3 separate regions of the Homo sapiens genome follow, and all the other regions are linked to region 2. The links are chromatin loops, found by intact Hi-C in ENCODE. Cell type or tissue: endothelial cell of umbilical vein. All regions are shown on one strand. Each heading gives the region's core, and the rest is flanking DNA. Links, peaks and the distances in the headings are about the cores only. Region 1 overlaps LOC105378676 (a long non-coding RNA gene). Region 2 has its middle 31 kb from the start of CTPS1. Region 3 has its middle 14 kb from the start of CITED4.

Evidence for each region. Peaks named below come from ENCODE experiments on the same cell type or tissue, not always from the same donor. Only the 100,000 strongest peaks of a DNase experiment are listed, where the experiment ranks them.
Region 1: a loop joins it to region 2, with 11 times the contacts of the local background. A loop is called at or near these places in 104 of 110 quality-filtered maps.
Region 3: a loop joins it to region 2, with 5 times the contacts of the local background. A loop is called at or near these places in 39 of 110 quality-filtered maps.

Annotation. Positions count from the first base shown.
Region 1 is chr1:40,844,635-40,855,426 of GRCh38, forward strand. It overlaps LOC105378676 (a long non-coding RNA gene), which reads right to left. Exons shown (of 3, transcript XR_947239.2): 2 at 4,163-4,192; 3 at 3,463-3,546. Among named protein-coding and RNA genes, the nearest start is that of CITED4, 12 kb to the right of the region's middle. RefSeq lists an enhancer at 7,365-7,454. In endothelial cell of umbilical vein, for the core only: CTCF peaks have their summits at 4,086 (motif pointing right) and 5,558 (motif pointing left); DNase peaks (open chromatin) are centred at 4,117 and 5,547.
Region 2 is chr1:40,943,022-40,953,813 of GRCh38, forward strand. No RefSeq gene overlaps it. Among named protein-coding and RNA genes, the nearest start is that of CTPS1, 31 kb to the right of the region's middle. RefSeq lists an enhancer at 1,810-2,309. In endothelial cell of umbilical vein, for the core only: a CTCF peak has its summit at 6,058 (motif pointing left); a DNase peak (open chromatin) is centred at 5,930; H3K27ac peaks cover 515 bases.
Region 3 is chr1:40,871,236-40,882,027 of GRCh38, forward strand. No RefSeq gene overlaps it. Among named protein-coding and RNA genes, the nearest start is that of CITED4, 14 kb to the left of the region's middle. RefSeq lists enhancers at 4,088-5,287, 10,172-10,671 and a silencer at 5,236-5,407. In endothelial cell of umbilical vein, for the core only: no CTCF peak of the experiment used is centred there; DNase peaks (open chromatin) are centred at 4,656 and 6,696; H3K27ac peaks cover 3,316 bases.

The DNA.
Region 1 (10,792 bases), core at 3,539-8,538, 99 kb before region 2:
TGTAGTCCCAGTCACTCAGGAGGCTGAGGCAGAGAATTGCTTGTACCCGGGAGGTGGAGGTTGCAGTGAGCCAAGATCATGCCACTGCACTCCAGCCTGGGCAACAGAGCAAGATTCTGTCTCCAAAACAAACAAACAAACAAACAAAAAACCACCAACAAAAAACCTTAATGGCTTAAAATAACAACTATTTTATTTTATTTACTCTTGATTCTGTGGGTCAGCAATTTGGGGTGAACTCAGCTGAACAGCTCTGCTGGTCTCACCTGGGGTCACTAATGTGCTTGCAATCATCTGGCATCAACAGGGTCTAGATGGCCCAAGAGGGCCTTCCCCACGTGTCTGCAATCTGGTGTGAGTTGGTCTGCAGGCAAGACGGCTCATCTCTGTTCTATGGAGCTTCTCATCCTCCAGTAGATTAGACTGTACTTCTTCATATGGCAAGAGGGCAAAAGCAGAAGCCATCAGGCCTCTGGAGGCCCAGGCTCAGAAGCTGTACCAAGGGGCTCAGCTCACTTTGATGGGTGCTCTGAATACGTTGCGATGTTTACACTCTTGTAGATCTAAAAAAACCCATGCAGTTATTTCTCTATTTAGATAATTTATTTCATGTACTTTTGTTTTTTTGAGAGTGCAGAGTGCAGTGGCCACTGCACTGGGCCATATTTCACGTACTTTTGACAGCTCCAATTGTTAAAACAGTTTCGTTTTCCCTCTGAGAAGCTGAGAGGCACATCTTCCCCTACCACCCACCTCTGTGTATAGCAGGACCGTGATAGCTGCTACCACGGTGTGTTGGTCTGTGTGGGATGGCATAGCAAATATCATGGACTGGAAGGTCTAAACAACAGAAGTGCATGATCACACAGTCAAAGTTCTGGAGGCTGGAAATTCAAGACCAAGTTATCAGCAGGGTTGGTTTCATTCTGAGGCCTCTCTCCTATGATTGTAGAGGCTGCCTTCTTCTGGTATCTTTGCATGATTATCTCTTGTTCTCTATGTACACAGGTCTGAGGTCTCTCTCTGTGTCCTAATAATCTCCTCTTCCTCTTCCTCCTCCTCCTCCTCCTCTTCTTCTTTGTGTTCCTAGTTTTCTTTTTCTTTTCTTTTTTCAAGTTTTATTTTAGGTTTGGGGACACATGTGCTGGTTTGTTACTAAGGTATATTGCATGATGTGCATGATGCTGAGGTTTGGGATACGACAGAACCTATCACCCAGGTAGGGAGCACAGTACCCAACAGGTCATTTTTCAACCCTTGATCCCCTCCCTCCCTCTCCCTTCTTGTGGTCTGCAGTGTCAATTGTTGCCATCTTTATGTCCATGTGTAACTAATGTTTAGTTCCCATTTATAAGTGAGAACATGCAGTATTTGGCTTTCTGTTTCTGCATTAGTTTGCTTAGGATAATAACCTCCAGCTGCTCAAGTTGCTGCAAAGGACATGATTTCCTTCTTTTTATGGCTGCATAGTATTCCATGGTATATACGCACCACATTTTCTTTATCCAGTCCACCATTGATGGATACCTAGGTTGATTCCATGTCTTTGCTATTGTGAAGAGTGCTACAATGAACATACAGTTGCATGTGTTTTTTTGGTAGAATGATTTATTTTCCTTTGGGTATATATCTAGTCATGAGATTGCTGAGTGGAATGGTAGTTTTATATTTAGTTCTCTGAGAACTCTCCAAATTGCTTAACTAATTTACATTCTCACCAAGAATGTATAATCATTCCCTTTCCTCTGTAACCCCGCCAACATCTGTTATTTTTTGACTTTTTAATAATAGCCATTCTGACTAGTGTGAGATGATATCTCATTGTAGTTTACGTTTGCATTTCTCTGATGATTAGTGATGATTGATGCTGAACATTTTTTCATGTTTTTTGGCCACTTGTATATCTTCTTTTGAGAATTGTCTGTTCCTATCCTTTGCTCACTTTTTAATGGGGTTGGTTTTTGCTTGTTGATGTATTTATCGCCTCTTCTTATAAGGATACCAGTAATATTGGATTAGAGCTCACCCTAAAAAACCCATTTTAACTTGATTACCTCTTTAAAGGCCCTATCTCCAAATGCAGTCACATTTTGAGGAACTGAGGGTTAGAACTTCAGCATATGAATTTTGGAGGGATGCAATTCAGCCAATGACACCTGCAACAGGGATTTCACCCACCAACCTGACGCATTTTCTGCTGTAAATGCACAGGATCTGAGAATCACTCGGGTTTGCCCCATCCCAACTGGCAGAGCTGAACAGAGCTATAGACATCATGGAACCAAGTGATTTGAAAACCCTTTTTTGAAGGCCCAGGAACCTTTGCTACAGCATAACCTATTTGGAATCCTAATATACAAAATATAATCAGTGCAATAAAAAATGGGAACCTCCCAGAGGTGGCCTCAATTCTCCCCTTACATACACATTGAGCATGTGCCTAGCATTTTGCTGCAGGCAAAATAGATCTGTCTCTGTGATGTATCCTTTATGTAACTATTGTAGTCGATTGTATTCTTTGTCTGAAAGTCTTCCTTCCTTCCTTGCCATTGCCATGGTTACCCTTGCATGGTGTGTACTTGCCTATCTGTCTTACAGCAGGTTTCCTGGAAACCAATTCCGAGACAGAGAGTGGTGTGCAGAAGGTTTTTAGGGGAGTGTGCTCAGGAGATTCATCTATAAGGAAGGTAGGAGGTAGGATTAGACAGAAGGAGAGGTTGATCTACTATGCGATAGCAACTGAGGTAGCTGCTGATCCTCAGGAGCCCTAGAGCTCATCTATCCCCGAAGAGTTGTGCTAAACTGAAGGAAGAAGGCAGGCCTTTGTTTTCCTTCAAAGGAAACCATCAGCCAATCATTAGCCAATCATGGCCATGACTGTGGGTGAGGCAGTTCCCTGTGGCCAAGGGCAATTCCCAATGAGTGACACAGTTGTGAGCCAGCAGAAGATTCCCAGCAGGCTCTGAAGGGTGGATCTGGGTGGAACCCCATAGCATCCACTCTACCAACCCCCTGACTTTGGGCTTGGCCATGGGATTTATTTTGGCCAATCGAAGGCAGGTAGGAAGGACAGTATGCTTTTTTTCAAGCGGAAGCCATACAGTCATGGCAAAGTTCTTCCACCTCGAGAGCCTCGGATAGCCGTTGTTTCTTCATCCTGGGTCCGGATGCAGGCATGTGGAGCAGACCTGACCTAGACTGAATTCAAGAGTCCAGCCTGGCCCAGCCAGCATCAGCTGAACTGCAGTTGACTTGGAGACTTAGGAGTGTGAAATAATCATTGATTTTGTAGGACACTGAGATTGGGGGTTTGTTTTCTTCATGGCATTATCACGGCAAGACCTGGTTAAGACAGCTAGTAAGGTGGATTTTACTGGAAGCAATGTCATAGAAGACTTACATTATACATCACAGAGGATTTTAAAAATCCTCCTTCAACATCTTTGTTTTTGTCCCAAATGGCTTCTCTGGGCATGAGGCATATCCTCTTCTCTTTCTTTTTTTCCCAAACAGGCTCTAAAATGAGTGGGAGATGTGAAGGATTTCCTGGAAGAGGTGGGAAGACTGCTGTCAAACAGATACCCTGGCAGAAGGATCTGAGGCCTGAGACCCAAGCTGCCCCGCCTGCCCAGAACTCGGATGGGGTCTGCCCTTACTTCCCACTCGCCCCTGCCAGACTTCCCCTAAATCCTCTCCTGGACCCCACAATCTTGCTCCTTCCCCTGGTGTGACTTCAGCTCCTGGAGGACAAGAAACACATCTGTGGCCAGTTCACGGTGGCCCACACCTTTAAACCTCAACACTTTGGGAGGCCAAGGAGGGTGAATCACTTGATACCAGGAGTTCAAGGTTGTAGTGAGCTATGATCGCGCCACTGCACTCCAGCCTAGGTGACAGAGTGAGACCCTGTCTCTAAAAAAGAAAAGATATGCATCTGCTGGGGTCATCACTCTCCCCAAAGCAAGGCTGGGCACACAGGTGATTCGTATATGCTGGCTGGAAGGGAGGGAAGCAGAGCCACCTGGGATTGATCATCTCCCAGTGAGAATACACCCAGTCCCTGTTGTGTGTCCCCACGGCCACAAGGCGTCAGTAAAGACCTTGGCTTGGAGTTGTCTGGAGCCAGGAAAACAGACTGGACTTTGAGGGCAGGACACCTCACCTGAAGGTGCTTTAGTTAGGTTCAGCACATCTGAAAGAGAGAGAGAGAAATAGGGGTGGTAGAACTGAGCAGTTGACAGAAGGGGACTCCAGGACTTGTCTCAGAGAGTAAGGGGCTGTGTTCTCTGCCCTTCATTCACTTATTCTACAATTGTTTGTTCATTTCTAGTACATGCCAAGCACTATTTTAGGTGCCAAGGTCCTAGCAGCTCACTCACAAAGTCCCTGCTCACATAGAGTAGATAGTAGATTACTGTCTAGACAGAAAACAAACAAAAAAAACACGATAATTTCATGGGGTGATAAGTGCCGTGAAGAAAATAAAATGGAAATGGAATAGTGACTGTGTTGCAGGGGGCGTCTTTCAGAGAGATGGTCAGGGAAGCTCAAGGGGAATCCAAAGCCTTCATAAAAAGTCAGAGCTGCCAAGGCTCCCAAGGGACCACTGGTCCCATAGCCTCATTTTGCAGCTGGGAAAACTGAGGCCTAGTAAGCCAAGGCAGAGCCCAGAGCTGAGCCCGAGTCTCTCGACCTCCAGATGGCTGGATGGCTTCCTCCTCTCCTCCCCTCACATCCTTAACCTCCCCCATGTCATCTTAGGGGGAAGGAGCAGATACAGGGGTGCTCTCAGAACGTGGGCATTAAACAGGGACCAGGGGAGTGAAGGGCAGCAAACAATACGAAACCACACAACAATGGGAAAGAAGTTCCACGAAGTTCAGATTTTTCCCATGCTGCAATTCTGAGCCTTTTTTTTTTTTTCAAAAATATTATGCATCAAATTCTTCTTCTGAAGTTTGGTTTTGGTGCCTCTGCTTTGCCTGTTTGAGGGGTATGACTGTGGAGAGTCATATGGGAGCCTTGGTTCCCTCACCTGCAAAATCCGAACCCAACTTTCCTGACTCCAGCAGTACTGTTGTGTGCAGCCTTTGTAAAGACCACAGGCACCCCCTCCCCATGGCTGTGCGGGTCTGGTCCCTTCCCTCTGCTTCTGAGCCCATCCCCGCTTGCCCACCCCAGCCCTGAGTCTGTCCACAGGAACATCCGACACAAGCGCACTTTGTTACAGACTCACTGTGACACCATGAGGTGGTTTTGGGTTTGTTCTCATGCCCGATTTGCCAACCAGGAAGCAGGCTTGCATGTGTGAGAGGGCTTGCTGAAGGTTGCACAGCCAGTAAGTGACAGAGCCAGGACTTGAACAGAAAGTTCCATTCAGTTTTCTCTACTCAAGGCTTCCATCCAAAATGACAACAACAGCAACAACCACCACCCAACGCTTTGGTGTTTGGGGATCTAAGCTTCATTTCTCTGAAAATGCACTGATGTGCAATGTGGATTTCGTGTTGGTCGAGGTGTCCAGGTGGTGTCACTTGGTGTGGTGCTGCCACCTGCCGAGAAAAGATGGGTGTTGCATCCCATCTCAAGCAGGCGCCGTCCAGGCCGAACCCAACTGTAGAGGCCTTTTCAATGCTTTTAAGTCCACTAAAAAGCGCAGCAAAGAAGCCCCAGACATGGGTCACTTGACCCATGGAAACACTGAGGTCCAAAAAGATCCTTTAAACAATTCATCTACCTTTGTTGACCTGACTTCCTCTTTTCCCATTTCCCACTGACCATGGCATCCTGTCTCCTGCCTCTCCACTCCCCTGGAATTGCTCTGGCAAAGTCATTTTGACTTTCTGATTGCCCAATTGAACAGCCTCTTTTTAGTCCTCACTTTACCTGACTTTTCAGCAGCATTAGGAACCCCTGACCACGCCCTCCTTTGGGAAACATCTCCCTGGGCTTTCAGGACACCTTTCTGCTGTTTCTCTCCCACTTCCCCAGCTGCTAATTCTCGGCCTCTATCCAAGGTTCTGTCCTTGGCCACATTCTTTTATCACTGGGCATCATCATTCCCAAGGCAACAATGGATGTGCTAATACCCCCCCAAACAAAGTTACTGTCAGTCCAGACCTAATTCCTGAGCTCCAGACCCATTTATCTGGCCCTCTTCCTCCTAGATGTCCACCTTGGATGGCCTGATGTGTCCATCCTAATCTATCCTGCTCCCTACAGCCTGCTCTTCCTGCTAGGATTCACCTCATGGAAGAGTCACTCTGTGCCCCAAGCCACACCCCTGGGAATCATTTTCCACTCCTTTCCTGTAGCCTCCACATCAGTGGGTCATTATCGTGACTGCAGGATCCATTCCCATCTTCTTCCCAGTAGCAGAACCTCTGAATTCTGCTTACACATATGGCCACCCAGAATAAAGACTACATTTCTGAGCCTCTTTTGTAGTTAGGGGCAGAAAACTTCCAGAAAGTTCACGACTCCTCTTTTCTCTTTTTTTCTGGCTGGAATGTTGATATGGTAGCTCGAGCAGCCTTTTTGGATCATGAGGTCTAACCCACAAATGACAAAGCAACAAGGTGGTGGGGCCTAGATGCTGACACTATGGATAACTACACCCATTCTGGACTACCTACCTGGTTCTTTTTATTTAAGCTACTGTTTTTCTGTCACTCAAAGCCACGTGCATAATCCTAAGTAATCGAGATAGAGTCATTCATTCTTCAAAAGAATATTCATGTATGCTAGACATTGCATTTCATGCTTTCTCAGCGCTCTCCATTTCTCCCACCTGCCCCTCTCAAATCCATTCTACTCACCACAGCCAGAGTGACCTTTCCAAAACACAAACCCAACTGTTTCCACTCGGCTCATGTCGTCTGTGACTCCCCATTACTAACAGAATCAAGTTCAAGCTCCTCAGCCTGCCACTAAGGGTCACCCCTCTTTGACCCTTGCCTACTCCGAGCACAACCCTTCCCCCGCTGACCATGCACCCTACACACTAACCACCCCGGACTTGTTGCCTTTCCTAGTAAAGTCTTATTCATTCATGTCACTCGGCATTTGCACACATTGTCACCTCCCTTGGAATTTCCTTCTTTCACGTGCTCATGTTCAAATTCTACCCCATCCTTCCCACTGTGTAAGTACCTAGTATGTGTTATGAACTGTGGTCAGTGTTTTCACAGCAGCAACTCATGGGTAAGGCCCCTTACTATCCTCATTTTACAGACAAGGAAACTGAGACTCAAAGAAGGGAAGTGAGTTGCCACAGATGAGTATTCATAGTGATGACTGCTACCAGGTCTACTAAATCTAAACAGTTCTTTTTTTTTTTCTTTGAGACAGAGTCTCGCTGTGTCACCCAGGTTGGAGTGCAGTGGTGCGATCTCGGCTCACTGCAACCTCTGCCTCCCGGGTTCAAGTGATTCTCGAGCCTCAGCCTCCCGAGTAACTGGGACTACGTGCCACCATTCCGGCTAATTTTTGTATTTCTAGTAGAGACAGGGTTTCACCATGTTGGCCAGGCTGGCCTCGAACTCCTGACCTTAGGTGATCTGCCTTCCTCGGCCTCCCAAAGTGCTGGGATTACAGGCGTGAGCCACTGTGCCCAGGCAACAATTCTCTTTATGTAGGACTCAGGCCTCTGATATCTTCCCCATCTGTACCAAGTACTCTGGGGCATAGGAGACTTGAGTTCTAATCTCAACTGAGCCACTTATTACTGTCACTTGGCTGTGGTGGAGGCTGCTGGTTGTCTACCAAAATCCATTTCCCCTCTTCCAGAGTAATTAAGTTACTGATGAACACATTGTCGCCAGCTAGAAACCGTATTTCCCAGCCTTCCTTACTGCAAAGTGTGCTCATGTAATTAAATTCTTGTCAAGAAAATCTGAAAAGTGACATGAGTCACTGGGCCTTAGAACACCAGGTGTGCTCACCTCCTCAGTCTCACCTTCCTGAGAGCCAGACACAAAGATGTCCATGACCCAGATTCCGCTCTGCAGAAAAAGATAGAAAAGGAAAGAAAGCCAACTTGGACTTTGAGGAGACATCTTGGCCCACGAGGTTGGAGTCATGAAAAGCAGAGCAACAGGAAGCAAGCAATCTGGGTCTGAATGACGGAGTGGAATCAGAAAGAAGTCTTTTCTGCTCTGCAAGCCACTTTAACATCTTTCTGGGCCAGGTACGGTGGCTCATGCCTGTAATCCCAGCACTTTGGGAGGCCCAGGCAGGGGGATCATTTGAGCCCAAGAGTTTGAGATCGGGCTGGGTAACATAGTGAGACTCCATCTTTACAAAAATTAAAAAATTAGCTGGATGGCGTGGCGTGCGCCTGTAGTCCCAGCTACTTGGGAACAGGAGGATTGCTTGAGCCCAAGGAATTCAAGGCTGCAGTGAGCTGTGATTGTGCCACTGCACTCCAGAGTGAGGCTCTGTCTCAAACAAAACAAAATGAAATCCACTTTTCTTGTTCTCTTTGTTGTAGCAGCTAACACTTAAATATTTCTTACTATGTGCGAGGCACCATCCCAATTATGTTAAATATTTTAACTCAATAAATTACTAGCTGTGTGGAAGCAGGCAAGTCATTTCGTCTCTGTAAGCCACAGTTCCCTCATCTCTCTATAACCTGGAATAATAATGCGCTAGCTTAGATGACAGCGAGTCAGGTGAGATATCATGAGTCAGTACTGAATGACCTAACAAGCAGACAGCTCATGTGTTTAAGGTACTAGCTGCAAATTTGAAAGACTTTGATGCGAAGAAGAAAAAGGGGAGGACGAGGAGGAGAAGAAGATAAAGTATTGCTATTGCAAAATAGCCATGGAAAGATTTGGGGCTTCCTTACACTGATTTTACAGCTAAGCAGTATTTTATTTTGAATCACATACAGGGGAACAAGAAAACTTACCCAAGCTACGTGGGCTATAAACGAGGGAGAGGTGGTTTCCCAAAGGAATTTTTGGGAAACCTTTTATCAGGAGAAGGGTGACTAAATCCTGGAAGGCATAAATAGCAGACGCCTACTTCTGCCCTTGGGTCTTTCTCCGCTGGCTGAAGAGCCCCGTCCTTCAGCCATTTGCGTGGGACATGGTTTGAAGTCCTCCCTGCCCACCCTGGACCCCTTCTCTGGACATACTCACAGCTATTGCTGACTCAGCACTGCTGTGCCAAGTTGGAAATAGCTATTGCTATTGGGAACTTACTGCATGCCAGGCACCGTGCTAAGTACATCAGCCAATAGCTCGTTTAATCCCATCTGTTGAGTGTGTAAGTATTGGAACATATTTTAGTTTAGAAACAAAAACAGAGGCTAACAGTGGTAAAGTGGCTTTGCCAAATGTCATGTATGTAGTTTGGAGCCAGATTCAAACCCAGAAGGGCCTGAAAGACTCAAGCTAGCAGCAGGGCCTGAGAGACAAGCCCAGGTCTGACGCCAAGTCTCTCAGGCCCTGCTGCTCGTCTGTCTGTGTTGCTGTCTCATTAGGGGCAGAAGCACCACTCCACAGACGTCTCTGAGGAGAGCCGGACCACCCCTGTCCTTCGTTTAAATCCAGAAGCTTGGCTGGGCGCAGTGGCTCCTGCCTGTAATCCTAGCACTTTGGGAGGCTGAGGCGAGCAGATCACTTGAGCCCAGGAGTTCGAAACCAGTCTGGGCAACATGGCACCCCGCCCCCCCGCCCCCGCCCCCCACTAAAATAGGGAGCTGAGCGCAGGACCCATTGAAGTCTGTGTGACACTCAAGATTCTAAGGCGTTGTTTTTTTTTTTTTTTTTGATACAGAGTTTCGCTCTTGTTGCCCAGTCTGGAGTGCAATGGCGCAATCGCGGCTCACTGCAACCTCTGCCTTCTGGGTTCAAGCGATTCTACTGCCTCAGCCTCCCGAGTAGCTGGGATTACAGGCGCCCGCCACCATGCCTGGCTAATTTTTATATTTTTAGTAGAGACGGGGTTTCACCACGCTGGCCAGGCTGGTCACGAACTCCTAACCTCAAGTAATCCATCCACCTCAGCCTCCCAAAGTTCTGGGATTACAGGTGTGAGCCACCGCACCTGTCTGGGGATTGTTCTCATTTGTAGAGTCACGGAGGGTAGATATCCACGAACATCAAGTCCAGGTATCTCCGTGAAGCAGAAGTGTGGCCAGGGATGGAGCAGGGAGTCCTCCACAGCCCATTAGAGGGTGGTCTCCAGCGGGGCTCATTTGTATGCCTCTTCCCACAGAGGAGCTCAGGCTTAGGGCTTTGCCATAAAACGGGCACATCAGACAGCAGACTGCCCTAGCCCAAGAAAGGGTGTGAGCCAATCGTTTTGTTTCAAACAAACACATGTTTTTGGTCAAAATAAATATACGCTTAAGACAAAATAATTTTCAAACAATGTAGAAAGCACAGAGTAAAAAGTCAGACCACCCCCACACAAGACTTTTCAAACACACACGATTCCATTATACTACACATACGTTACATACATATACATAATACACATCTCTTTTTTATATAAATAGGATTATAATATTTTATTTTATTTTATTATTTATTTATTTTTATTATTTTAAGACAGAGTTTCGCTCTTGTTGCCCAGGCTTGAGTGCAATGGTGCAATCTCAGCTCACTGCAACCTTTGCCTCCTGGGTTCAAGTGATTCTCCTGCCTCAGCCTCCCAAGTAGCTGGGATTACCGGCACCCACCACCACACCCAGTTAATTTTGTATTTTTAGTAAAGATGGGGTTTCACCACGTTGGCCAGGCTGGTCTCGAACTCCTGACCTCAAATGGTCCACCTG
Region 2 (10,792 bases), core at 3,942-8,941:
AGCATACCAAGGTCTATTCATCACTGTCCTATCCCATTTAGCATAGGGTGTGTTTTCATCCTTTCCTACAGGAAAAAAACAACCCCAGTACTTCAATGGCTTGTTGTAGCAAACATTTATTTCTAGTTCTCATTCTGTGAGGCCAAGAGTCAGCTGCAGCTCTCCTAGGAAAGGGTCTTTTTCCAACGAAGAGGCCTAGCAAGGTGAAGAGGGAATTAATAATTATGAGCAAATGCAACTGATCCCAGATGGTTTCCAGTTTTACTGAATGGACAGTGCAGCTAGGGTAAAACTGCTGGGTTATAAGCTATAAGAATGTTTGGTTTTAGAAGATTATGCCAGACCTTTCCATAATGGTGTCACCAATTTAAATTTCCACCAGCAATATGCAAGAGATCCTGGAGCTCTACATCCTTCCAACACTCCATATTATGAAACTTTAAACTGTTGAAAATTGAAGGGATGTAAAATGGTATTTCACCGAGCCTTGGTTTGTGTTTTCCTGATCACTAACAACGTTCGACATCTCTTTAAACTTACTGGCTATATGTGTTTCTTCTTCTCTTAAATGCCTGCTTGGCCAGCCATGGTGGCTCACGCCTGTAATCCCAGCACTTTGGGAGGCTGAGGGGGGTGGATCACCTGAGGTCGTGAGCTCGAGATCAGCCTGACCAACATGAAGAAACCCCGTCTCTACTAAAAATACAAAAACTTAGCCGGGCGTGGTGGCGCGTGCCTGTAATCCCAGCTACTCGGGAGGCTGAGGCAGGAGAATCACTTGAACCCGGGAGGTGGAGGTTGTGGTGAGCCGAGATTGTGCCATTGCACTCCAGCCTGGGCAACAAGAGCAAAACTCCATCTCAAAACAAACAAACAAACAAACAAAAAACTCCTGCTCATACCTTTTGTGTCCATTTTTCTTTCTTACTGAATTGTAGAAGTTTTTTGTTTTTTTTTTTTAAGGGGCTTGCTCTATCCCCTAGACTAGAGTGCAGTGGTATGATCATGGCTCACTGTAGCCTCGACCTCCCTGGGCTCAGGAGATCCTCCCACCTCAGCCTCCTGAGTAGCTGGGACCACAGGCAGTCCACCTATATTTTCTACTAATAGTTTTAAAGTTTTATTTTTTTAAATTTAAGTCCTTAAAACATCTAGTGCGGATCTTTGTTTATGTTGTGAAGTAATTTTTCCAGCTCTGTTTATTGGCCCATCCTCCCTTTCTTCGCTGTGATATGCCACTCCTGCCGCATATATATACCATATATATGTGGATCTGATTCTGGTCTCTCTACTCCTTCTCAGGGGTCAATGTGTCTGTCCCTATGTGGATACCGTACTGTCTTAATGGCTGTAGCTTCATCGTGGGTCCTGATTCCTGGCAGGGGTGATGAACCCTGCCCCACTCCACCCCCGCTACTCTGCCCAGTAACAGGGAGAAGCACCCTCTGCTGGCTCTGCTCCTTCCAAATAAGTGGCCTCAGGCATACTGTCTATTTCCCTTTTGAATCTTGGTATTCTTGTGCGTAAACCAGGGAGTAATGATTCTACCTCATAAGAATGTTCTGAGCATCCAATAAGACTGTACATAAATAAAGCTTCTGGCACAGCGCCTATTTGTTGGGCCTGAATGTTTGTGAAATGGGGTCCAGAGACGTTCAATGACGTGCTCAAGGTCACAGGACCAGACCCATAATATGCTGTCTTCTCACTGCTGAGCTTCAAAGACCATTTCCAGACAAGTTAGCCTTCTCAAGAGTCTTTCTTCCATTTTCTTCCCTTCCAGGAAAAAACAAAGGTAAGAAAGAAAGAAAGAAAGAAAGAAAGAAAGAAAGAAAGAAAGAAAGAAAGAAAGGAAGGAAGGAAGAAAGCAAGCAAAGCAAAGCAAAGCAAAGCAAAGCAAAGCAAAGCAAAGCAAAGCAAAGCAAAGAAAGAAAAGAATCCATTTCCAAAAGCTCACAGCATACCACAGTTCCCAATGACTGCATCTTTTTTGGCTTTTTCTTATCTAATGGGAACGGAATGAACTGGATCAGGGTTTCTCTAACAATGTTGGAGAGGAAGTCAGGTTTATTTAAAATTTAACTTCTTTTGGCTCTGTTACCACTGGCCTTGGCTGAGCCATGGCTCGAGGGCATCCGAAAGCAATGAGATCCGGGCATGGTTTCCAGGAGAGTCCCTGGGAGCAAGTTCAGTGTCCCTGAACTTGTCATCATGAAAATTGCAGTGGCCTTGAGGGTTAATCACTGAAGTTAGCATGTAAAGCTGGGTCTGCATCTGTGTTGTTCCCTCTGTCTCTCCTGATCCCACACAGCCAAGACACAGAGCAGGTGCGCAGTGTGGAATAAACAAAGGAAAGTGGGCGGAAAGATTTACAGTCACCTTGAGGAGACTGTTTGGCCTCATTGTAGAGACATTAACAGAGCCAAAGAAAGGGTGTGCAGCTTCTCAGGAGATTTGTTGCTATTATAGTGAGAAAGGTTTGGAAAAGATTATGAGCATGTTCAAAGTTACGATAATTAAAGCGTGTTAGCTCAGAAACTGAAGACAAAGAAGTAAAGTGGAATTGAATTCACAAATAGACCTAAACACATAAGAAAATCTGGTGTATGATAAGGGTGGCATTTCACATATGTAAGGGGAAACTACATGTTGATGAGCCATCTGGAAAAAAACCAAACTGAATCTCTAACTTACTGCATGCACTGAAATAAATTCCAGATGGATTAAGTATGCATTGGTAAAAAACAAAACCATAAACATGCTAGAAGAAAATATCAGAGAATGTTTTCCTAATCATGGAGTGGAGAAAATCTTTCTAAAATATGACACAAATCCCAGAAGTTATCAAGGAAAAGATGGACAGATCTTACTACATAAATATTTTTAAACTTCTGTAGGGGGAAAAAACATATGCAAGGCAAATGACAAACACTAAATTATAAAAAATACTGATTTGCTTTCCACATGGCAGATGAGAGCTAATAACCTGATATGCAAAGACCTCCTACAAATCAACTTAAAAAAAAAAAGTACAGGCTGGGTGCAGTTGCTGACGCTTGTAATCCCAGCACTTTGGGAGGCCAAGGTGGGCAGATCACAAGGTCAGGAGTTTGAGACCAGCCTGGCCAACATGGTGAAACCCCATCTCTACTGAAGTTACAAAAAATGAGCCCAGTGTAGTGGCACACACCTGTGACCCCAGCTACTTGGATGGGTGAGGCAGGAGAATCACTTGAACCTGGGAGGTGGAGGTTGCAGTGAGCCGAGATCACGCCATTGTACTATAGCCTGGGCAACAGGGTGAGACTCTGCCTCAAAAAAAAGAAAATTAATTAATTATTTTAAAATATTTAAAAAGTACAAAGGAAGGAAGAAAACCATGAGTAAGAAAAATATAATCAGGCGTGGTGGCTCACACCTGTAATCCCAACACTTACAGAGGCCTAGGCGGGTGGTTCAGTTGAGGTCAGTAGTTTAAGACCAGCCTAGGTAACATGGTAAAACCCTGTCTCTACCAAAAATACAAAAATTAGCCAGGCATGGTGGTGGGTGCCTGTAGTCCCAGCTACTTGGGAGGCTGAGGCAGGGGAATCACTTGACCCTGGGAGGAGGAAGTTGCAGTAAGCCAAGATCACACCACTGCACTCCAGCCTGGACAACAGAGTGAGACTCTGTCTCAAAAAAAGAAAAGAAAAGAAAAATAGACAAACGACATGGGAAAATACACTTTATAGAAGATGACATTCAAATGGCCAATCAACTCAGGAAGAGATGTTTGACTCCACAGAAATCCAAATGAAAACAACAATGGGATAATATATTTCATGTATCAGACTGCAAAAATTAAAAGGCACCCAGTGTTGGGGAGCGTGTCAGTTGGTATCTCATCACTCCTGGGGCAAATGCAAATTGCAATATTATTTTTGGAAAGAAATTCATCTATTTCATCAGAACTTTATATTTATGTGCCCTTTGATCAAATCCATTCCACCTTTGAGAATTTATTTTATTGAAATAATGGCAAAAGTGAGCAAAGAGAAATATATAGTGGTTCTTTGCAGCATTGTTTATAATAACAAAAGACAGGAATTGCATGAGTATCACCAGAGAATTGGGTACCTCATGGTGTGTCCATACTATACAGCTGATAAAAAGAATGAGGGAGATCCATCTACACCTGCCAACATGGAAATTAGTTCTCCGTTTGGAAGACAAAGCAATTTGAATAACAGGTATATTGTATATCTATAAGATATATTATTATATAGATAACATGTTATAACAGGTATTTTTATATGTTTAATATTATATATAGATATATATATATATATACTTTTTTTTTGAGACAGAGTCTTGCTCTAACCTTCAGGGTGGAGTGTAGGGGTGCGATCTCAGCTCACTGCAACCTCCATCTCCTGGGTTCAAGCAATTCTCATGCCTCAGGCTCCCAAGTAGCTGGGATTACAGGCGCGTGTCATCACACCCAGCTAATATTTTGTAATTTTAGTAGAGACAGGGTTTGACGGAGTTTCACCATGTTGGCTAGGCTGGTCTCAAACTCCTGACCTCAGGTGATCCACCCTCCTCAGCCTCCCAAAGTGCTGGGATTACAGGTGTGAGCCACCACGACCGGCCTAATATTTTATTATATTTTTATTTATATTTTGAAAATGATCTCTTGGCCAGGCGCAATGGCTCATGCCTGTAATCCCAGCACTTTGGGAGGCCAAGGTGGGTGGATTACCTGAGGTCACGAGTTCTAAGACCAGCCTGGCCAACATGGCAAAACCCCGTCTCTATTAAAAATACAAAAATTAGCTGCGCATGGTGGCACGTGCCTGTAATCCCAGCTAGTCGGGAGGCTGAGGCATGAGAATGGCTTGAACCAGGGAGACGGAGGTTGCAGTGAGCCGAGATCACGTCATTGGAGTCCAGCCTGGGAGACAAGAGTGAAACTCCGTCTCAAAAAATAAAAAAATAAAAAAGAAAGACAATAATCTCTCTAGCTCTTTCCACATATATTTGATTATAAAAACACATACACATATGTAGCTATATGATTATAATATCTATTATGTATACCTGGAAATTAACATACTAAAGTGTTAACAGTGAGACAGATTGAAGGCAAAGATTGAAATTCATTTTATTTCTCTATCACTGAAATTTTTTTCATTGAGCACATTACTACTTTTGTAACAATGTTAAAAATCATCTTTATTAAAAATTATTTTAAGGTCAAGGCAGATGGATCACTTGAGGTCAGGAGTTTGAGACCAGTCTGGCCAACATGGTGAAACCCCATTTCTACTAAAAATACAAAAATTAGCTAGGCATGGTTGCGCACACCTGTAATCCCAGCTACTCGGGAGGCTGAAGCAGAATTGCTTGAACCCGGGAGGCAGAAGTTGCAGTGGACCGAGCTCCCACCACTGCACTCCAGCCTGGGCAGTAGAGCAAGTCTTCGTGTCAAAAAAAAAAAAAAAATTATTTTAACTGATGTTATGGTTACTAAAAGTCGGCCTGGAAGGACAGATGACTCCCAGACTGCTAACAAATAGGGTTTTCTCCCGGACAGCGTTTCCCTCCCCCGGCTATTAGAGGTTTCCCACCAAGACTCCTGGCTTCCTTTTCAGAGCCAAGAGAGCCAAAGGGGCCCTTGTGTTGCCCAGGGCTCACTGGGGCATAGTAAACATGCCCTAAATACAGTGCAGTCCCACCCTTAACAGTAAAGCTACCCTATCCAGCAGCCCTTTCGCAGAGTGCGGGAATAGCAGCCTCCCCTTCCCACCCCATACTGTGAGCTTCCCTAGGGCAGACACCAGGGCTAACTGTTGTCTGTATTCCTAGCAGCCAGCACAGATAATATTACTCGAACTAATTTATTAACACAAACACAGACTAACACAACTCGCCCACCAGGCAGATGGCGAAGCCTGGCTATAAAACTGGCACAAGGAAGAGAGAAAATTGATTAGCAATGAGTCATGAATGGCAGGAAAGCATGAAGGAGAAAAGGCAGATACACGAAGTCTGTCTACCAGCTGGTCCTTTTTTAAAAAGGGAGGAGGCAGACAGTGCCCCCTACAGGGCTAATGGAAATGGCATCTGCCCTTTTTAGGAAGAAGGGCAGAGGTAGGTAGGGTTGGAGGGGTGGGGAGGTGGGTGCGGGCTATGCTGTATTCTATCCTGCAATGCCAGTGAGTGAGACTGTAGATCATGTTGCCACTAATGACATCTGGTGGAAACGGCATTTGTGGTGGAGATAACTTAATAACATAGCATGTGCGGCACTGTGCTACAGCCCACAAGAAATGGAAAGAATGGCAAGAAGTACTTGTTTGTCCCTGTGTCCCCAGCACCAGGGGCCTGGCACAGAGCAGGGGCTCACTAGAAGCTTGAGAAGGAAGGAAGCCAGGGAGTGAGGTAAGGAGGGAGGGCAAAGGGAGGAGATAGGGAAAATGACGCAAGGACCAAGGAGCTCTTTCCTTTAATTTATTTTATTTTATTTTTTCTTTTCTTTTCTTTTCTTTTCTTTTTTTTTTTTGAGACAGGGTATTGCTCTGTCACCTAGGCTGGAGTGTACCAGTGCAATCACGGCTCATAGCAGCCTCTACCTCCTGGGTTCAAGCTATCCTCCTGCCCCAGCCTCCCAAGTAGCTAGAACTACAGGTGTGTGCTGCCACACCCAGCTAATTTTTAAAAAATATTTTGTAGAACCATGGAATACTATGCAGCCATAAAAAAGAATGAGATCAGCTGGGCATGGTGGCTCATGTCTGCACTTACTCCCAGCACTTTGGGAGGCCGAGGCAGGCGAATCATGAGATCAGGAGTTCAAGACCAGCCTACCCAATATGGTGAAACCCCGTCACTACTAAAAATACAAACAATTAGCTGGGCGTAGTGGTGGGCACCTGTAATCCCAGCTACTCGGGAGGCTGAGGCAGGAGAATCACTTGAACCTGGGAGGCAGAGGTTGCAGTGAGCTGAGATCGCGCCACTGCACTCCAGCCTGGGCGACAAAGTGAGACTGCATCTCAAAAAAAAAAAAAAAAAAAAAGAGAGATCATGTCCTTTGCAGGGACATGGATGGAGCTCAAAGCCATTATCCTCAGCAAACTAATGCAGAAACAGCAAACCAAATACTGCATGTTCTCACTTACAAGTGGGAACTGCATTATGTTAACACATGGACACATATGGGGGGGCAACAACACACACTAGGACCTGTCGGAGGGTGGGAGGTGGGAGAAGGGAGAGCATCAGGAAGAAAAGCTAATGGATGCTGGACTTAATACCTGAGTGATGGGATGATCTGTGCAGGAAACCACCATGGCACACGTTTACCTATGTAACAAACCTGCACATGCTGCACCTGTATCCCTGAACTTAAAATAAATGTTGGAAATTTAAAAAAAAAAGAAAAGAAAAGAAAAAAATCTTTTGTAGAAACAGGGTCTCACTATGTTGCTCAGGCTGGTCTTCAACTCCTGAGCTCAAGCAATCCTCTCGTCTTGGTCTCCCAAAGTGCTGGAATTACAGGCGTGAGCCACTGTGCCTGGCTGAGGAAGGTCTTTTCTAGTTTTATGACATGAGGGGATCCTTTGAGGGGGTTCCTGGAAGGCTGCCTCGACTTCACTGCCCCTCCTTGGGCTTCCACGTTCTTATCTGTATATTGAGTATGGCAGGGGGAGAGATAAAAGGCTGGACTAGCTTAGTGATTCTCACCCGGAGTCCCAGAACCCTAGGGAACTCTCAAGATAGAATGGGTACCATGAGCTATATTAGGACTTCTAAATGCATAACAAGAATGCGTAAGCATTTGCTCAGGATGAAACTGTATGTGCTGATGGGCCAGGTATCTTTCTTTCAGGCTGGAACTCCATCACTCCCAAGGAACAGGGAAACGTTTGAATCAAGTCCACTCTACAGGAAGATAGGCCAGGGTTAGACCACAGTCAGTGATGTGCCTTTGAGCAAGTGACTGAGTCTCTTTTGGGTGTCAGTTTCCTCCTAAGTAAAATGGGAGTGATAAGACCCCACTCAGAGGTTTCTAGTGGCGATTGAATGAGCTAGCACATGTAAAGCACTTGGCACGTAGGCTGGCCCAGAGTCAGCCCTCTGCAAATGGTAGTTGCTATAATGATTAATGCAGAATAGGGAGTCTGAACATCTCATGCTAATCAAAAACTCTGATAGGAGCTATATATATATAGATAGATAGATTCATAATAGTAGGAAATAAATGAAGATTAATTATTTAAGGCAGCTTGTTTGGAAGACGATGTCTTTTTTCAAATAGGGATGGAGTCTCCCTTTGTTGCCCAGGCTGCAGCCTCGACCTCCTGAGCTCAAGCAATCCTCCCACCTCACCTGAGTATCTGGAGTACAGGTGCAAGCCACCACGCCCAGCTAATTTTTTTTTTAATTTTTGTTTTTTATAGAGACAGGGTCTCACTAGATTGCCCAGGATAACAACGTCTTTTAAAACATGAAACCTCTTGGATAGGAGAGTATTTAAGGTCAACTAAAAACAATAAAAAAAAAATTTAAAGAGAAGAAAACATGAGACCATACTTAGAAGTCACAAGAGCGAACTTCGTGGGACAAAGGCTGAGCCCTTGTGTCAGGTCCCTTCGAGCTGGAGTTCAATAAGAGACTAAGCTCTCCTACTTCTGGGTCTTGGCACAGTTCTCTCTTTTTGAACTGACTGATTAACTGATTGAGACAGGATCTCACTCTGTTAGCCCAGGTTGGAGTGCAGTGGCGAGAATATGATTCACTGTAGCCTCAACTTCCTGAGCTCAAGCAATCCTCCCAACTTAGCCTCCAGAGTAGCTGGGACCACAGGCGCCAGCCACCATGCCAGGCTAATTAAAAAAAAAATTTGTTTTTTAAGAGTCAGGGACTTGCCATGTTGCCCAGTCTGGTCTCAAACTTCTGGGTTCAAGCCATCCTCCCACCTTGGCCTTCCAAAGTGCTGGGATTACAGGTGTGAGCCACTGCACCCAGCCTGTTCTGTCTTTTTGGAATGACTTTCTCTCCCTTTTTTATCTAGTTGACTCCTAGACACTGCCTCCAGGAAGCCTTCTATGCTTGGCCCTTGGCTCCCTTGAGTCAGTGCCTTTCCGCAGCTTGCTGGATCAGTCCTTTGAAGGAACTTGCTATAGTGTGCAGTGTTTTCTTAGACCAGCAACTCTCACCCTTGACACCATCAGAATCACCAGAGGGGCTTGTTAGAACAGAGATTGCTGGCCACGGGCCCCAGAGTGTCTGATTCAGCAGGTCTGCAGTGGGTCCCGAGAATCTGTGCGTCTGCTCATTCACAGGAGATGCCAGGCCTCCTGACCCGGGGAACACACTTTGAGAACCGCTGGCTTAGACCACATGGTCTAGGACAGCAGGGATCTTGCCTATTTGTTCCCCCACTGCACCTCCAGCAGCACCTCACAGTCTCAGCCATTACATGGAAAGACAAAGTCAAATAACAAGACGTAATGTAGAAGATTTCCCAAGGCCTGTGTGCTGAGCACACAGGTCGGGCCCCGGCTGGAGGTGCGAACTGTCTCCGAGAGCGCCAGGTGAGTGCCCAGCGGGAGCAGAACGGGAATGGCAGGAGGCCCGTGCTCTGGGTCAGAGCGCCCTCTGGTGCCAACATCTCAGCTCTGCACCTGGAGCTGAAATTAGGTGACATCAAGGCAGACCCCAACCGACCTCCCAGCCCCTGGTTTTCCCCTCTCAGCCTCGTCCATGTCACCACCAGGAGTAACTTGCTAAAATCCAGCTCTGACCCTACTCGCCTTTGCCCTTCTCCCAGCTTAAGCCCCGCACTTGGCTCTCCACTGCCTTCTGGACAAACCTCAGCATTCAAGGTCCTTGGCTGTCCTCTGGTGACTCTGTTGCTTTCTGTCCTTCAGTATCCTGTGGCTCTCCTCAGGCACTCTTTAATTTGTCCACACCAGGCAGGTCATGGACTTTATGCCTTCTTACAAGCTATTCCTAACAGGACTGCAACCCCACCTTCTCCTCCAGAGAAACTGATCCTTTTTAATGTCAAATGTGGCCTCTTCTGTGAAGCCTTCCTGGATTCTCCCAGGCAGAAGCGATTGTTTCTTCCATTGTGTCTGTATAGCCTAGTGCACAGGCCACTGCGGAGTGGGGTCTGGGTCCTCCTTGAGACCATGAGCTCCTTCGGGCTCCTGACTCAGCTTTGGTGTATCAATAAATGCTGGAATCTACAAAGCTGTTTTCCCTCTTCAAAGCTAAAACCCACTGTCTACTACCTAAGTCTGCATAGATCCTTAGATATTCAATCATTTATTCAACCAGCAAATATACTTGAGGCCTTTCTTCTTCTTCTTCTTTTTTTTTTTTGAGACGGAGTCTCGCTCTGTCGCCCAGGCTGGAGTGCAATGGCGCTATCTCGGCTCACTGCAAGCTCCGCCTCCTGGGTTCATGCCATTCTCCTGCCTCAGCCTCCCCAGCAGCTGGGACTACAGGCACCCACCACCACGCCCGGCTAATTTTTTTTTTTTTTTTGTATTTTTAGTAGAGACGGGGTTTCACCGTGTTAGCCAGGATGGTCTCGATCTCCTGACCTCGTGATCCACCTGCCTCGGCCTCCCAAAGTGCTGGGATTACAGGCGTGAGCCACCGCGCCCAGCCTCTTCTTTTTTTTTTTTTTTTTGATGGAGTTTCAAGCCCAGGCTGGAGTGCAATTGCATGATCTCAGCTCACTGCAACCTCTGCCTCCAGGGTTCAAGCGATTCTCCTGCCTCAGCCTCCCGAG
Region 3 (10,792 bases), core at 1,973-6,972, 74 kb before region 2:
CACCTTGGCTTCCCAAAGTTCTGGAATTATAGGCATGAGCCACTGCACCTGGCCTAGTCACAATTTAAAACAATTTTTTTTTTTTTCAATTTGAGACTGGTTGAATTCACAGATGTAAAACCCATAAATACTGGTCAACTGTATATTAATATAGTAACCTGTCTCCTTTCCATCCCCCAAATGGGCTTTACCTTGCTCTACTTTCTATTTCTTCTCAGCATTTATCATTGACTAACACACTAAGTAATTTTTTGTTTTGTTTTGTTTTGTTTTAGAGGCAGGGTCTCACTGTGTCAACCAGACTAGAGTGCAGTGGCACAATGCAATCTCCTGGGCTCCAGCAATCTTCCAGCCTCAGCCTCCCAAAGCACTAGGATTATAGGCGTGAGCCACCGTGCTTTGCCTCATTCCACATTTTAATACTTAGAGAACTTACAACTATATTTTATTGATTCTAAGACACAAAAATCTTTTTTCACACTAACTTTTCCAAAATAAAAATCTTTTAGGCCAGGCATGGTGGCTTATCCCTGTAATTCCAGTATTTTGGGAGGCCAAGGTGAGTGGATTGTTTTAGCTCAAAAGTTGGAGACCAGTCTAGGCAACATGGCAAAATGCTGTCTCTACAAAAAATTAAAAAATTAGCTGGGCATGGTGGCATCCGCCTGTAGTCCCAGCTACTTGGGAGGCTGAGGTGGGAGGATGGCCTGAGCCCAGGAGGTGGAGGTTGCAGTGAGATGAGATCGTGCCAGTGCACTCCAGCCTGGGCAACGCAGCCAGACCCTGTCTCAAAGGAGACAAGAATCTTTTAAAATTGATAACATTTCATATTAATGAGATACAGTATGAATCAGGCACTGGTCTAGGTGTCTAAATGAAACAGGCAAAGTTCCCTGCCCATGTGGAGCTGATATTCTGATGGTAGAGAGATAAATAATTAAACATAATAAATAAGTAAATTAGGCTGGGCCCGGTGAATCACACTTGTAATCCCAGTGCTTTGAGAGGCTGAGGCGGGAGGATTGCTTGTGCCCAGGAGGTTGAGGCTACGGTGAGCCATGATCATGCCACTGCACCCCAGACTGGGTGACAGAGCAAGACTCTGTCTCAGGGAAAAAAAAAAAAAGTAGAATGACAGATGCTGATTTTGTTTAGGGCATCAATTTGCCCAGCCAAAAATCAGACACATTCCTGGCCAATGAGGTCTGAGCAGAAAAGGCTGGGTGGGGCTTCCTGGAAAGCTCTTTGAAAACAAATGGGATTATCCAGAATAAGTAAACTCACAGAGACAGAATGCAGACTGGTGGTTACCAGGTGCTGGGAGGAAGGGAGAATGGGGAGCAACTGCTTAATGCATACAAGCGTTCCTTTACGGATGATAAAAAAATTTTGGAACTAGATAGAGTTGGTGGTTGCACACACATGGTGAATGTATTAAATGCCACCGAATTATTCATTTTTAAATGGCTAATTTTATATTACATAGATTTCCCCTCAATTGAAGGGAAAAACAGACGGTTTCAGCCAGCACTCACTTTCTATGCTTTGCCTTTCCTCTTTTTCTGACAGGGATGAGGATGTGATGCCTAGAAAGGCAGCAGCCATTTTTTCAGCGTAAGGACAGAATAATAGTAACAATAACAGCTAACACTTATAGAGCACTTAATATAGAGCCAGGTACTGTTTTAAGCTCTTTGCATACATCTGGTCATTTAATATTTACAACAATTCTATAAGGAAGATACTGTTATTCCCACATCATAAATGAGAAAACAGGTACGGAGAAGAAAAATCATGGTCCATGCTAAGGATGGCAGAGTGAAATCTAGTTGAAGCCTGAACCCTCCATGCGCCATGGAAACTCTGTAGCAGCCCTGGATTCCTACCTTGGTCTTCTTAAGTATTTGAAAAAAGCACTCCCTATTTAATTAAACCATTTTAGTTGGATTTGTGTTCCACACATCCTGAGATTCAAAGCCAGGTATGTCTGACATCAGTGCAAGTGTACCTAAGCACTCTGCTCTCCTAGCCTGCAAATAAGTGGTCAAGTGCTTTTCAGCCTCTCTGATCCCAATAGATGGTGGCCCTCTTGAAGGTGGAGGGGGGTCTTCCTCCACTGTGAAGTCCCATCATTGAGCACGGGTCCTGGTCCAGATGGAGCAGTGCAGTGTGGTGTTGGGATTAGCAGTTTGGACCCAGAGAAGGGGCTCAGAGTGCGGTGAGGGAGACATTCACTGGTGTAGAGCAGACATCAAAGATGAAGTGAGCCCAGAGGCAGGGGAACTTCACGATGGTCAGGATCTGGACAGATGAAGAAGGCAGGAAATGGGCTTTCTAAACAAACAGCACAGCTTTTGAGGGAAAGCACCATGATGTGAATGTACAGAGTGATGTTCAGGAAGTACCAGTAGCTGGGTGAGGCCGGAAAAATGGGTGCTGAGAGAGGGAGAGATCAGTCCTGAAGGGTGAAGACCCTTGAAAGTCAGGACTCAGAACATTGAAAATCATCTGTGCAGAGCTTTCTGTGTCATCTCACTGCAACAAGGAGAAATGGCAGGAGGTGTTTCTCCCATTTTACAGAAAGGAATTGATGTTCAGAGAGGCTTAGTTTGGCTAATGTTGCCTCGCTAGCAAGTGGCAAGAGTGGGACTTGAACTGGGGTCTTTTAACCTCATGCCCTACACTTGCCTGCTCAAGCAAGCGATTGTCAGCCTGCCTCTGTGGGTAGGGAGGGACAACGGAAGCATTCCAAGCGGGAAAGGGATGCTCCTTCTACGGAACTTTTGCCAGTGGAAAGTATGGAATGGATTTGAGGTGACTTGCTAGGGCATGGCAGTGAACCCATTCATTCATTCATTCATTCATTCATTTTTGGAAGCCCTGAGGCTGGAGGGCGGTGAGCTGAGCATTGACCATCAAGCAGGTAGGCACGGGTCAGATTGTTGGGGCACCAAGTCAAGAGTTTGGGTTGTGTCACGAATGGGATGGTAAGCCACTGGAGCCAGGAGGTCACCCTGCATGACCCCAAACCCTGTGACCCTGTGGAAGAGGGAGATTAGGAAAGGCAGGAGGGGCTCAACCAGCTGCAATGGAGTCACATGTAAAGGAGGCAGGGGCATTAAGTTCTAAAATCAGCAGGTAAGGCAAAAGTCATATGCAGTCCTTAAGAACTCAGTAAGGAGGCTGGGTGGTGCAGTGCCTCATGTCTATAATCCCAGCACTATGGGAGGCTGAGGTGGGTGGATCACTTGAGGTCAGGAGTTGGTGACCAGCCAGGCCAACATGGAGAAACCCCATTTCTACTAAAAATTAAAAAAAAAAAAAATAGCCAGGTGTAGTGGCATGTGCCTGTAGTCCCAGCTACTTGGGAGGCTGAGGCAGGAGAATTGCTTGAACCCAGGAGGTGGAGGCTGCAGTGAGCCAAGATCATGCCACTGGGTGACAGAGCAAGAGTCCGTCTCAAAAAAAAAAAATTCAGTAAGGAGCTTATTACATTTTTGTGAATTCAATCCTTATAGTAATAGGTATGTTTTTATATATGCTACATGGTAATATGCAGTATATGGAAAATGCATATATTTACACTATATACAAAGTGTATAATTTAATATTGCTTTTTTTTTTTTTTTTTGAGACAGGGTCTTGCTCTGTCACCCAGGCTGGAGTAATGGCACAGTCATATGCCAAGTGGAAAAATCATATGCCAATGGCACAAGTTGCAGCCTTGAACTTCTGGGCTCAAGCCATCCTCCTGCCTCAGCCTCTGGAGTACCTGGGACTACAGGCATGCGCCACCCACCACATCCAGCTTTTTTTTTTTTCCTTCCTTCCTTCTTTCCTTCCTTCCTTCCTTTCTTTTCTTTCTTTTCTTTCTTTTTCTTTTTCTTTTTTTTTGTAATAGAGATGAGGTCTTGCTATGTTGTCCAGGCTGATCTCAAATTCCCAAACTCAAGCAATTTTCCTGCCTCGGCCCTCTAATATTGCATTTAAACACATAAAAGAGAGAAAAATGAGTTGGCTTGTGCCTATAAAGTTGTTTGTGTGATTTATAATGTAAGTACACCGAGACTCCCCAGAATGGATGCTGTTGCTGCCCTGTCCAGATCCCCTTTCCCAGCTGCCATGATGTAGACTACTAACAGTCACAGCTGCCCGCTTCTTTTGAGAATTGTTCTCAGCCAAATAGAAGCTTCCCATCTCCCCCACCCTAGTCCTTGACAGTCCTGGGAAGAAACTAGTAAGGGGTATAAAAGGCTGGTCCTCTTGCCTCAATGTGAGACTGACTCTGTGGAGTAATTGGCTGGGACCTGTTCATCTTTCCTCCTTCCTTTCTCTCTCTCTCTTTTAAAAATTATTATTATTATTTTTAGATACAGGATCTCACTATATTGACCAGGCTGGTTTTGAACTCCTGACCTCAAGCAATCCTCCTGCTTCAGCCTCCCAAAGTGCTGGGATTACAGGTGTGAGCCACTGCATCTGGCCAGATGATGACCTTGACCTCTGATTGCTGCCACATAACTGGAACTCAGAGACCTTCTTGCACATCTGTGGAAAGGGGAGTTTGCTTTGAACTGCATTTCCTCACCAGCGTCACCCATTCCTTAAGAGTCAGGTTGATAAACGAGTCAATGCTGAGCCCAAACCAGGCAGGATTAATCATTTCCTCCTCCACATTGCTGCTGCTGCTGCTGCTGCATCCTGTGTCTGAGTCATTTCCTCATCTTTAATAGCTAACATGATGCCCAGTACAAAATAGGTATGGGGGAATATTTACTGAATGAATGTCATTGAATCTGACACCGTTGGATGTTGGATCCACTCAGTCCACTTGGCCACAGTTTAAGCAGCGTGAGGGTAGAGCCAAGTTTTTTTGTTTGTTTGTTTGTTTGTTTGTTTTTAGAGACACTATGCAAATAGGTAGAGCTAAGTTTTACTCTTTGGTGTGGGAAGGGCAGGATGGTGCAGTGCAAGAGCATGAGCTCTGCAGACACTCAGGAATCCTGTGCTTGAATTCCAACTCTGTGCCTCTGGGTCTTGAAATTTTAGGCAAATTATTTCTCTTGGAACCTGTTTCCTCATCTGTAAAATGGGGGTGATATCAACAAGAGTTATGTGCCAGGCAATTAGGAGGATTAAATGAGATAATGCAACTAAAATTTCCATCATTGGCCTAACACAAAGTAGGAGCTTGGTAAATATTAATTTTCTCTATTCTGGTATTCCCATAGGACCTGGAACATGGCAGACAGTCAGTAAGTGCTGGGTCACCTTCAGGCCACCCTGGACCATCCAGCTCTAGCTAAGCCATCAGCTGACTACAACTACATGAATGAACCCAGGAGATAAGAGCAGAAGAATCACCTAGCTGAGCCCAGCCAAACTGCAGCATATAGTATCATGAGCTAATAAACAATTCCTGCTTTAAGCCCTAAGCCCTAACAATTTGAAGTCCTTGTTACACAGCAAATACTGTTGCAAACAATGACGTTTTAAGAAGAGCTGGGATCGAGCTGGTATTTAGGAGCAACTGAAACCAGGACTCTCTTGTTCTGTCTCATGTCTTTCCTATTTTCTGCACGTTATCTTCCCTCTCTTTCATAGCACATTGATTTTCTTCATGGTGCAGAGAAAAAGGTTGAGTTTTATAGCTTGCATCTTCAAGATAATGGAGAAAAACTGATTCTGTTTTCTGCATCTCAGATCTAAAAATCCCTGGGAAAAGACTCATTGGCCCAGCTTAGGTCAAGCCTCCCCTTGGACCAATCAACTGGTAATGGAGTAGGGAGGGCACTCCATCACAACACACACGTTAGATGACATATGAGCAAAACTATCCCAGGCACTGTTTTAAGGCTTAACATGTGTTAACTGACTTCATCCTCATAATACAACAATCCCATCAGAGCTATTATTGTCTCTGTTTTGAAGTGAGGAAACTGAAAACAAGCCACAGAGAGGTGAAGTAACTTGCCCAAGACTACACAGCTAAAAAGAGGTGCAGCCAGGACTTACACCACAGCTATCTGACTCCAGAATCCACCCACTTAATGACCACAGTGGTCTGCCTCTCATATTGAGTTCCTGGGGGGTTCCAATAGATTGAGGGGTGGGCAGGATGGAGGCACTCCAAGGAAATATCTGGAATGCTAACTCAGAGAAGGTAAGCCTCTGGGGGCCCTTGATCTCACTGTCTTCAGGCCTCTAAATGACTCTCACTAGGCAATGGCAGTGGAAGGTTCTGGATCACCTCAGAAAACAAATCTAGGATCAGTGGGTGGACACCACTGGAAAGTGGGTTTCAATTCGATGGTAGGAATTTCTTCAGAGTCAGGGATATTAGTGCTCAAAGTCACACAACAAGCTGAACTGGGGTTTAAACTTATGCCTGAAGGAGTGCTGAGGCTTTGCTGTTAACCACTGTGCCCCATCTTCGTTTCCTTCTCAAAATGAGGAAAAGAATATTGGTGGAGGTGAGGCAGGGAGACACAGGGCCTACATCTACCCACATTTCATTAAAGGCCTGCTGTTTCCCAGCAGATGGAGGCTGCTTATGTGATCATCTCCAGTTACCCCGTGGGTTTGCCCCGCCCCCTTGGCTGGTGTGTAAATTCCCTGTGGGGAGAGTCATGTGCCCTCTTAAATGCCCAGTCTTATGCTGTCCTGGCTGGGGCCTGTGGGATGGGGGAGCTGGGAGGACGCTTCCTGTAGTTCCTCAGGTGCCTCCCAGCATGGCTTAGACTTTGGGGGCAGGGTTGGACCAGGCAGGAAGGGGCAGCTGGGGGTTTCCTCTGGGTGCGACAGCCTGGCTCTTGCTGGGCTGGAAGCCAAGCCTGGGAAGGAATTTCCCAGTCCTGTCTGAATTCTGTTTTCTCTTTTTATTTTATTTTTTTAGAGACAGAGTCTCCCTCTGTCACCCAGGCTGGAGTGCAGTGATGCGGTCATAGCTCACTATAACCTCAAACTTTTGGGCTCAAGTGACTCTCACCCCTTAGTCTCAAGAGTGGCTGGGACTACAGGAGAGTGCCCCCATGCCCTGCTAATTATTATTTTTATTTTTATATTTTTTGTAGTGACGAGGGTCTCACTTTGTTGCCCAGGCTAGACTCAAACTCCTGGCCTCAAGTGATCCCTCCACCATAGCTTCCCAAAACCCTGGGATTAGAGACAAACCTGAGCCACTGTGCCTGGCCTGAATTCTGTTTTCTTTGTGGAGGGAGGGAGAATAGTGTGAGAAGATGAATCCTGTTCCTCACCTCCCCAGCAACTAGCCTTAAGGTAGAAGAGGAGAATTGGGGTAGTCTTTATTTGGGAGGAGGAAGCAGCACTTTCTCATAAGGCATCAGGGTTTGGTGCTTCTCTGCTAGGAAAAGAATAATACTCTCACACCCCCAAAGCTAATAGGTGCCCAGGGAAGTCTTGGCTTAGTTGGGTGACCGTGCTGAGAAATAGAAATATAAATGTGGGCCAGACGCAGTGGCTCACGCTTGTAATCCTAGCACTTTCCGATGCCGAGGCAGGCGGATCTTAAGCCCAGGAGTTCGAGACCAGCCTGGACAATATAGCGAAACCCTATCTCTAGTAAAAAACCAAAACAAAACAAAAAAACAAAAATTAGCTGGGTGTGGTGGTACATGCCTGTAATCCCAGCTACTCAGGTCACTGAGGGATGAGAATCATTTGAACCTGGGAGGCGGAGGTTGCAGTGAGTCGAAAGTATACCATTGCACTCCAGCCTAGGCTGTGTCTCAGAAAGAAAGAAAGAAAGAGAGAGAGAGAGAGAGAAGGAAGGAAGGAAGAAAGAAAGAAAGAAAGAAAGGAAAGAAGGAAGGAAGGAAGGAAGGAAGAAAGAAAGAAAAAGAAAGAAAGAAAAAAGAAAAGAAGGAGGGAAAGGGAGGGAGGGAAGGAAGGAAGGAAGGAGAAAAAAATATAAATGTGAGTCATATATTAAATTGGGAATGTTCTAGTAGCCACACTTAAGAAAGTAAAGAGAAACAAGTGAAATAATTTTAATAAATTTTATTTAACCCAGTATGTCCAAAATAATATCATTGAAACCTGTAATTAATATAAAAATGATTAATGAGGGATTTCACAGTTTTTGTACTAGATCTTTGAAATTCAACGTGTATTTTTTACTTACATCACAATTTTTTTTTTTGAGATGGAGTTTCGCTCTTGTTGCCCTGGCTGGAGTGCAGTGGTGTGATCTTGGCTCACTACAACCTCCGCCTCCTGAGTTCAAGTGATTCTGCTGCCTCAGCCTCCCAAGTAGTGGGATTACCATGCCTGGCTAATTTTGTGTTTTTTAGTAGAGACGGGGTTTCACCGTGTTGGCCAGACTGGTCTCGAACTCCTGACCTCAGGTAATCTGTCCGCCTTGGCCTCCCAAAGTTCTGGAATTACAGGCATGTGTCACCGCACCCGGCCTTATACCACAGTTTTGATTAGCCACATACCAACGGCTCAGTAGCCACATGTGGCTCATGGCTATCATATTGGACAGAACCATTTCAGATCACAGATTCTGGAAATGAAGATCCAGAAATCTCAGCATTTCTGCATCCTAAGATTGCTTCTGGAAGGACTTTAAGGTCATCTGGTCAAGCCCCTCACACACAAGGAAATGACTTCTCGAGGAGACCCACTGCTCCTAGCAAAGTTGATGTCCTCACATGTGCATCCCAGTCTGGGAAACTCCCCCATTCCAGCAGCCTCCTGCCAATGGAGATGGGCTGCTCACAGCCAGCCTCAGGGCATAAAACAGGGGCAAGAGGTGAGGCAGGAAGACACTGGAAGGACGTAGAATGGACCCTACCCTGGCAGACTTCCTCTCCTCTGTCACCTTCTCCCTTTCTGGAGGGAATGTCACCGCCTGGGCACAGAGCGGGCAGGAATTCTTTTGTTAACTTCCCAAACTGGAACATAGACTCAGGCCCACCCCTTCCCTTCTGATTCTCCTTTCTCCATATTCATGGCTGCCAACAATGAGCTAGACCCTGCAAGCTACAAAGATAAGAGGCAGAGGCCCTGGGAAGGAGAAACTTTGCTCAGACTTCATGGGGGAAGGAACAGTTAATTCTGCCCGGGGACCCAGGGCAGGCCTCCCTGCTGGAGGAGGTGTCTGAACAAAAGGAGCAGTGGGGTGGGGAGGCTGGGGGTGGGGTGGGGGATGTTAGTGATGATGAGGGACAGCAGCTGAAGGGAAAGGGCATCCAGGAAGAGGGTGACAGTCCAAGAAAGGGGCAGTATGAGGGAGCTGGTCTCCTATTTTCTCAGGGGCCATGGCCACTGCTGCTCTTTCTCCTCCCAGAAGTTGCCTTGACTTCCCCTATAAGAAAGGGAAAGGAGATTCCTTTTTTTTTTTTTTTTTTTTAAAGAGACAAGGTGTCCCTTTGTTGTGCAGGCTGGTGTCAAACTCCTGGCTTCAAGAGATTCTCCTGCCTCTTCCTCCCAAATTGCTGGGACTACAGGCTTGAGCCACTGTACCTGGCCAGAGAGTCCGTTTAAGAAGAAAATCTGTCTGCTTCACCTGAGTTCCTAAAAAGACCAGCACATGGTGGATAGCCAATGAAGGCTTGTTAGTGAATAGAGGAGAGGGCAGAGAGCAGATGAAGGGTCTATTAGGCTGAGACTAGGCCAGCTGGGGCACAGAGTGCATGATAGGTGGAGGGGCAAGAAGGGGACTGGTGTGTTCTGAGCATCTGGTTTGTCTCCACATCTTCAGAATCTTATTCACTCCCCCAATAGTGAGAGGTAGGTGGTATTGCTCCCATTCTACAGAGGAGGAAAATGAGGTTCAGTGACCATCTGGGATTACGGCTCGTTCTGTCTGATTTCAAAAGCCCATCTTTCTAGGTGCTTTCTGGCATGTCCTCACCTGGTTATTGCCAAGAACTCAGCAGTGACCAAGTTCTTGGTAGGCACCCACGCCTTTGAATTCCTGGTGAAGTGGAGGGTTCCTGGAAAGGCCTTCGGAAACAGAAGGCCACTACCAGGCTTGGTGATCACCCAGCCACATTCCTCTCCACCCCCAGGTAAGGACAGGAGGCAGTTCTGAGAGGTAAAGCGGCTTGCTCACATGGGGAGTGGGTGGCTGGAGGTGGGATTGACCACCCTGCCCCTGGGCACTGACTCATGGCAGCTGCTGTGGGAAAGCCACTTCCAGCCTTGGCTTTCCCAGCCAGGCAATGGCCAGGATTGCTTTGCCGAATCTGCCTGGGCCTGGAGCCAGGGAACTGGGAAAAAGCTGAGCACAGCATATTGCCAGGGTACCTCACCCTCTCCCTGCTCCCAGTGACAACAGCTTGCATGGGGCATACCTCCCCGTGTGCAGGAGCCTTTCCAGTTTCCAGAGGGATCAGGCCAGGCCCGGGCCCTGATGCTCCTCAAATCCCCAGTACCCAGCACAGGCAGGGTGACCCACCATCCTGGTGTGCTGAGGACTGTCTTAGTTTCAGCATGTCCTGCATCTTGGGAACTCCTCAGTCCTGGGCAAACCTGGATGGTTGGTCTCCCTAGCCCTGCACCAAATTCATAGTTGGCACTGAAGAAATGTTCTAAGTAGGCCAGGTGTGGTGGCTCATGCCTGTAATCCCGGGACTTTGGGAGGCCGAGGTAGGAGGATTGCTTGAGCCCAGGAGTTTGAGATCAGCCTGGGCAACATAGGGAGACCCCATCTCTACAAAAAATAAAAAGATTAGCCAGGTACGATAGTGCGTGGCTACAGTTCCAGCTATTCAGGAGACTGAGCCAGGAGGATCACTTGAACCCGGGAGGTCGAGGCTGTAGA